Regions from separate parts of the Homo sapiens genome. Here regions 1 and 3 are each linked to region 2. A link is a loop called in an ENCODE intact Hi-C map of the cell type or tissue named here. Cell type or tissue: heart right ventricle. All regions are shown on one strand.

Region 1 (2,500 bases), 150 kb after region 2:
TGATGGAACAGACTCTTTAAGTCTGATAAGAAACATTTACAATCTATTGTTTCTGAAGCCTGCTACCTGGAGGCTTCATCTGTATGATAGAAGGTTGGTCTCACAATCCCTTATCTTGACTCAGATATTCCTTTCTATTGATTCTAATTCTATTGATTCCTGACATAGCACTCAGGAGATCCTGAGAACATGTGCCCAAGGTGGTCAGGCCACAACTTGGTTTTACACATTTTAGGGAGACATAAGGCATCAATCAGTACATGTAAGGATGTACATCGGTTTAGTAAAGAAAGGTGGGACAACTGGAAGGGGGTTGGGGGAGCTTCCAGGTCATAGGTAGATTCAAAGCTTTTCTGACTGGCAATTGGTTGAAAGAGTTAAGTTACTGTCTAAAGACTTGGAATCAGCTGGGTGCTTACATGTACTGATTGATGCCTTATGTCTCCCTAAAATGTGTAAAACCAAGTTGTGGCCTGACCACTTTGGGCACATGTTCTCAGGATCTCCTGAGTGCTATGTCACAGGCCATTGGTCCCTCATATTTGACTCAGAATAAATCTCTTCAAATATTCTATAGTTTGTCTCTTTTCATTGACACTTGTATGCCAAGAGGCAGACAATCATAAACTACCACTGCTAAAAGAAACCTTAGAAAGCATCCGATCCAACTCCCTCATTTGACAGATGAGTAAACCGAGGCCCAATGGCGGGGGTGGGGGAGTGAATTACTTTAGGTTGAAATTTGGACAAAAATCTAGATCTACACTGGAGTGCAGTGTCCTTGACCTAAGGAAAGTTCAAAAAGCGGCAGAGAGATGGTCCCTATCCGAGGCCTGCGTGCACTTACAAAGTAGCTTCCTGGGGAAGCAGAAGCGGTTTGGGGAGGGGGCGGGCCAGGGGAGTGGCTGACGGGGAGAGCTCAGCCTTTAGCCAGACCCTCCGGGATCCCCTGGGATCACTTGGCTCACTCGAGTACACAACCCTTTTGCATCTTGTGTACTTCTAAATTTCAAATGGTGACTTCCTCTCCCTTCCCTGTCTTTTAATAAGGGTGTGGGGTAGCGGGGAGATTCTATTCCTGTCTACTTCTCTAACTGTTGCAGGTTCTTAGCTGAAGGACCCAATCTCTCTGATCCTCAGGCTCCTTCAAAACAAAACAAAACAAAACAAAACAAAACAAAACAAAACAAAACGAGAAACCAGAAAAGTAGGGGATGGACTAAGTTCCCTTTTAGCTCTAAAATTCCATGGGTCTTCGGAGGGGAAGACAATGCTTTCAGAGCACGTTTAGCCGGTGAACCTGAAAACGAGGATTTTTTTCATTTGCGAAGTGGAGGTACTCCTGCGCGCCCAGGATGCAGCCACTAGAGGGCAGCAAGTCTTCCAGCACCTGTGCAGGTGGCCGCCGCCGGGCCCCACAGGAAGACAAGCAAGTTGTCTCTTCAGACCTGCCTGGGTCTCTGTAGTTTTCATGTTGTAAATCCTAAACTCAGTTCTTTAGCAAAGAGCAGCCAGCCAAATTAGGATGAGATGAGGGAGCCATTTTGTAAATTAGGCCTAGCACCAGAAGGATAAAAAAAGAGGCCTAAAAAGATACTGGATTCTAGGAAAGCAAATATTTTATGAAAAATTGAAAATGTGTCCGTGTCCTAGTTTAGTCTGCCTTACAGCTCACATCATCAGAGGCAGAGTTTTGAGAAGAACTGGGAGCATTTTAGGCCGGCTGCAGTGGCTCACACCTGTAATCCCAGCACTTTGGGAGGCCGAGGTGGGCGGATCACTTGAGGTCAGGAGTTCAAGACCAGCTTGGGCAACATGGCAAAACCCTGTCTCTACTAAAAATACAAAAAAATTAGCCGGGCATGATGGTGCATGCCTGTAGTCCCAGCTACTTGGGGGGCTGAGGTGGGAGGATCGCTTGAGTCCAGGAGGTTGAGGCTGCAGTGGGCTGAGATCGTGCCACAGCACTCCAGCCTGAGTGACAAAGTTAAACCTTGTCTCAAAACAAACAAACAAACAGACAGACAAAAACAAAAAACAAAAAACAAAACCCAAAAAACAGAAAAGAACTGGGAGCATTTTAAGACTGGTAAAAATTTTGGTAGACTGAAAGGTGATTGAAAAAAAACTAATTTGTAAGGCTCATGTGTTAGACCAGCTTTTCCTAGAGTTCCTTGGGAAGTTTCAGTTCATTTTGCTCATGCTTGTTTGTTTGTTTGTTTGTTTATCTTTGAGACAGAATCTCACTGTGTTGCCCAGACTGGAGTGCAGTGGCGCGATCTTGGCTCACTGCAACCTCCGCCTCCTGGGTTTAAGTGATTCTCCTGCCTCAGCCTCCTGGGTAGCTGGGATTACAGGCACGTGCCACCATGCCTGGCTAATTTTTGTATTTTTAGTAGAGATGGGGTTTCACCACGTTGGTCAGGCTGGTCTCCAACTCCTGACCTCATGATCCACCCACCTCAGCCTCCCAAAGTGCTGAGATTACAGGCATGAGCCA
Region 2 (2,500 bases):
GGGGTCAAGATCACAACACTGCACTCCAGCCTGGGGGACAGAGTGAGACTCTGTCTCAAAAAAAAAAAAAAAAAAATTAGGATTATAAAAGTTTAGGCCAGGCACAGTGGCTTATGCTTGTAATCCCGGCATTTTGGTAGGCTGAAGTGGGTGGATCACGAGGTCACGAGTTCAAGACCAGCCTGGCCAACATGGTGAAACCCCATCTCTACTAAAAACACAACAATTAGCCGGGCACGCTGGCAGGCGCCTGTAATCCCAGCTACTTGGGAGGCTGAGGCAGGAGAATTGCTTGAACCCCGGGCAGCAGAGGTTGCAGTGAGCCAAGATCGCACCACTGCACTCCAGCCTGGGCAATAGAGACTCCGTCTCAAAAACAACAACAACAACAAAAAGTTTAATGTGTAATACCCAGGGCCAGGGTTAGGATGAGGACAGTGAGGTGAGTCAAGCAAGTGCAGGATCGGATTCAGTCTTTATTTAAAATAGATATTCTGTTCATTATGGATTGTTCTGCATTAATATTGATCTTTTAAAATGATGCATTAAAATGCATTTATTATGATTACTGAACCTCTCTGTACTCCTTTAAATTTTGCATCTAAGATGAGAACCTTACTTGTCATACTCTAGTCCCAGTCCTACTACTACCTTGTACGTCTAGTCTAGGAAATCCTGGAGGCCATTCCACTGTGATTTCGGAGTCAACCCTTAATTTGAAAACACTGCCTAAATTACATGTCCCTTTAAAAAATTAAAGTCTGAGCCGGGTGCAGTGGCTCACGCCTGTAATCCCAGCACTTTGGGAGGCCGAGGTGGGCGGATCACCTGAGGTCGGATCACCTGAGATCGGGAGTTTGAGATCAGCCTGACCAACATGGAGAAAACCCATCTCTACTAAAAACATAAAATTAGCCGGGCGTGGTGGTGCATGCCTGTAATCCCGGCTACTCGGGAGGCTGAGGCTGGAGAATCGCTTGAACATGGGAGTGGAGGTTGCAATGAGCCACAATTCACGCCACTGCACTCCAGCCTGGGCAACAACAGCGAAAGTCCATCTCAAAAAAAATAAAAATAAATAAAAACAAATAAATAAAGTCTGTATCTCTGCATTGCAAACAAAGAGTTAATGCTATTCTGCCCTCCAATAACAGTTTACTAAGGGTCAGTTTCTCTGTGTTGGAACGGGAGTACTATTACTGCTCAATGTTCAAACAAAGCCTTTACTGTAAGGCTCTAAGTGTCCTTAGTGTCTTAGTAATTCTGCTGCTACATCCATAAGCGAAAACCAAAACCAAACAACCAACCTAACCATTCTGTTTATTGAGTATTTAGTTAGGGCTATACATCCTGACAGTAGCAGTTTGCAAGAAGCCCAACAGATGGCATTGTTTCGCTTGAAAATTGAAAACAATCTTGCAGTGCCCCAGTGAGTCAGCTATAGCCAGGGGCACTCTGGGTTTTAATGGGTAAAGTGCTTAACTGGATTCTAACTGGTCTTTAATCTTCTATTTTAATTATTTCTGTCTTTCTAAACCAAAGCCACAAAGGGGGTGAGGAAAGAAAAAGATCTAAGGGATCAACTTACTTAAATTCTCTTATTTTCAGGCTTAATTATATGAAGACAATACTAGCCAGAAACTGAATTAAAAAGAAATCAAATCCATATCACAGGTATTCTTTGAGACAAAGACAACACATGCCTTTGTTTTCCAGTCTAATTCCACTACAAAATATATTTTCAAAAACTTTTTCCTTAAATACTTAATTTTATTCCATTGTTCTTTGCTGTATAACTTTCTGAGAGCTTAGTCAACAGATAATTAATGCGCAAATATCCAACACCCAGCAGAATGAATATAAACTGTGGACAATAACCTCTGCCGATGGTTTTCAAGGACCTACTTTTGTCCTGACCACTTACAAGCAAACTCTCCACACATATGAAAACTTTGATTTGGAATATGAAGAGCTATCAGAATACAAATTGTGGTTTTCAATGTCATGCCTGTGGTTATTTTAATAGCATACCCAAAAGGGTGTTCTTTTATCTTAAGTATTTACAATACCTTAAGAGTTTCAGTTCTTTATTTTATAAAGCAATGAATTTTAATAAGAATATTGAAATTTCTTCCATTTGACCTTCTGAGAGAAATGGAAAGAACTCCAGCTTGGGTAGCACAGCAAGACTCCATCTCTACAAATTTTTTTTTAAAAATTAGCCAGGCGTGCAGCACACACCAGTGGTCCCAGCTACCAGGGAGGATGAGGTAGGAGGATTGAGGATCGCCTGAGCCCAGGAGTTCGAGGTTACAGTGAGCTCGAGGTTACAGTAACTGCAGTGGTGCCACTGCACTCCAGCCTGAGCTGGAGAGCTGGAGAGCAATACTCCATCCCTACAAAATAAAATAAAAAACAAATGGAAATAACCAAAAAGGGTAGATCTGAAAAGATGGCAAAGAAAGATGTTTATGTCCTAACTACTTTTTAATCAAGTGAG
Region 3 (2,500 bases), 290 kb after region 2:
TGGCTCAAACCTGTAATCCCAACACTTTGGGAAGCCAAGGCAGTGGACTACTTGAGGTCAGGAGTTTGAGACCAGCCTGGCCAACATGGTGAAACCTCATCTCTACTAAAAATACAAAAAAAATTAGCCGGGCATGGTGGCACACACTTGTAATCCCAGCTACTTGGGATGCTGAGGCAGGAGAATTGCTTGAACTCAGAAGGCAGAGGTTGCAGTGAGCTGAGATTGAGCCACTGCACTCCAGCCTGGCTGACAGAGCGATCTTTTAGAATGATCTTTTAAGAAACTGAAATCAGAGTACGCCCTCTCCTGCACTCTCAGTGTAACCTCCGCCTCCCGGATTCAAGCAATTCTCCTGCCTCAGCCTCCTGAGTAGCTGAGATTACAGGTGTGTGCCACCACACCCAGCTAATTTTTGTATTTTTACCAAGTTGGTCAGGCTGGTCTCGATCTCCTGACCTCGTGCAGCTGCTCAATACGCATTTGCTGAATGATAAATCGATGGGATGTTGGAAGACTGAACTGCAGGATGAGGCCTTGATATATGCAGTGGCATGAAAACAGGAGGTGAATTCTAGACATATTTAGGAAGGGGAATTGGCAGGACCTGTAATTTGAATGGGGTGGAGTTATTACAGAAGTTGTAGATTCTAGAATGACTTCCAGGTTTCTTGCATGGGAAAGAAGAGGAATGCTGGAATCATTCACTAATACAGAGGGGAAGCAGGTAGGGGCAGGGGAAATGGGGAGATGAATTTTGGCCAAAAGTTTTCCACTGAGTTTGCAGTTGGGTCATGGTGATGTGAACATGAATAGCTTCAGTGGGGTAGGCAGAAGTCAGATTGCGGTCAACTTGGTGGCAATTGGGAGATGAAGACATGGAAGTAGATATACACTGCCCTTGAAGACAGCTTTCTAGGAGCATGGATGGGAGAGGAAATGGAGAAAGGGCAGTCGTTGGAGGGGGAAGCAGGGTCAAGGGTGGTTTCTTGTAATGGGAGATGCTTGAGCATCCAGTAATTGGACGCTTTCATCTCTTCTGATATATTTTACTTTTAAGGTAAAGTTAGGAGTGTCTTGGAATTGCTGCTCAGATTGGATCTGATATCCAGAGAGCAAATACACGAGCTAATAAGCTGGCTACAGGCAGGCATGCTTTGCCACCTAGTGACCTTCAGCAACCCCTCTGTGTCAGGTTCCTGATCTTCAAAATTGGAGCAGTAGCTCTCCCTAGGCTTGCAGTAAGGATTGCCTCAGTGTGTGGTTGCCTTGCTGTGTCCACGGGGTGGGAAGGAAGGGCAATGTCTGGAAAGCAGGCCACTCTCAGTCTAGCTGGACTGGTCTCTGCTGCCCTCTCCTGGGCATGTCTGCAGAGTTGACATGCTGTTTGGAGAATGCCTGCTCAAGGCCTGAGTGGAATGTCAGCAGGAGGGAGAGAAGAGGAAACAAGGCTGGGCTGGGAGTGGGAAAATAGTAACAAACACACAGATTCCTGTAATAGAAAGTTCTTTAGATGTTACAAAGACCAGGGCCTTAGCCCTGGGCAGTGCTGCTTCAATGAGTACCTTAGACGTTTACTTCTTTCTTTTTTTTTTTGAGATGGAGTCCATAGGCTGGAGTACAGTGGTGATATCTCAGCCCACTGCAACCTCTGCCTCCTGCATTCAAGTGATTCTCATGCCTCAGCCTCCCAAGCAGGTAGGATTACAGGCATGTGCCACCATGCCCAGCTAATTTTTGTATTTTTAGTAGAGATGGGGTTTCACCATGTTGGCCAGGCTTGTCTCAGACTTGTGATCTCAAGTGATCTGCCCACCTTGGCCTCCCAAAGTACTTGGATTACAGGCATGAGCCACCATACCCATTCAATGTTTACTTCTTTAAAGTATCTGAAGAGAAACCTTGCAAATTGATTATTCATTCATTTATTCATTCACTTATTCACTCATTCAACAAATATTAGGGCGTATTATGTACTCAAGATGCAAAGTTTTGGGAATAAGACACACTCCTCAAGGAACTCATGGTCTAGTGAGTGAAGACAGATACATAGATACATAGATAATTACAGTACAGTTTCAAAAGTAAAATGTAAGATGTACAGTGTATTCTTGATTACATGTATTCAATAGTTAATATGTTTTGGATCTGTGTCCCCACCCAAATCTCAGGTCAAATTGTAATTCCCAATGTTGGAGGTGGGGCCCGGTGGGAGGTGATTGGATTAGGGAGTGGTTTCTCATGAATGGTTTAGCACCATCCCCTTGGTGCTGTTCTCATGATAGTGAGTTCTCATGAGATCTGGTTGTTTAAAAGTGTGTAGCACCTTCCTACTCTCTATTGGTCCTGGTCCTGCCATGTAAGATACTCATTCCATCTTTGCTTCTGCCATGATTCAGAAGCAGATGCTGCCATGCTTCCTGTACAGCCTATGGAACCATGAGCCAATTTTTCTTTATAAATTACCTGCTCACAGGTAGGTTTTTTGTGTTTTTTTTTT

The links. A loop is a pair of places that touch in the nucleus more often than their neighbours do. Peaks named below come from ENCODE experiments on the same cell type or tissue, not always from the same donor. Only the 100,000 strongest peaks of a DNase experiment are listed, where the experiment ranks them.
Region 1: it touches region 2 in a loop (7-fold over the local background); 26 of 110 quality-filtered maps call a loop at or near these places.
Region 3: it touches region 2 in a loop (6-fold over the local background); 74 of 110 quality-filtered maps call a loop at or near these places.

What each region holds. Positions count from the first base shown.
Region 1 is chr1:151,592,968-151,595,467 of GRCh38, forward strand. No RefSeq gene overlaps it. Among named protein-coding and RNA genes, the nearest start is that of SNX27, 18 kb to the right of the region's middle. RefSeq lists enhancers at 1,295-1,795, 1,796-2,296. In heart right ventricle, CTCF peaks have their summits at 1,370 (motif pointing right) and 1,587; a DNase peak (open chromatin) is centred at 1,384; H3K4me3 peaks cover 688 bases.
Region 2 is chr1:151,442,654-151,445,153 of GRCh38, forward strand. The region is part of intron 1 of POGZ (pogo transposable element derived with ZNF domain); the gene reads right to left. Among named protein-coding and RNA genes, the nearest start is that of POGZ, 16 kb to the right of the region's middle. RefSeq lists an enhancer at 1,280-1,574 and a silencer at 1,325-1,434. In heart right ventricle, a CTCF peak has its summit at 1,374 (motif pointing right); a DNase peak (open chromatin) is centred at 1,381; H3K27ac peaks cover 353 bases.
Region 3 is chr1:151,733,883-151,736,382 of GRCh38, forward strand. No RefSeq gene overlaps it. Among named protein-coding and RNA genes, the nearest start is that of RIIAD1, 14 kb to the left of the region's middle. In heart right ventricle, CTCF peaks have their summits at 1,357 (motif pointing left) and 1,569; a DNase peak (open chromatin) is centred at 1,349.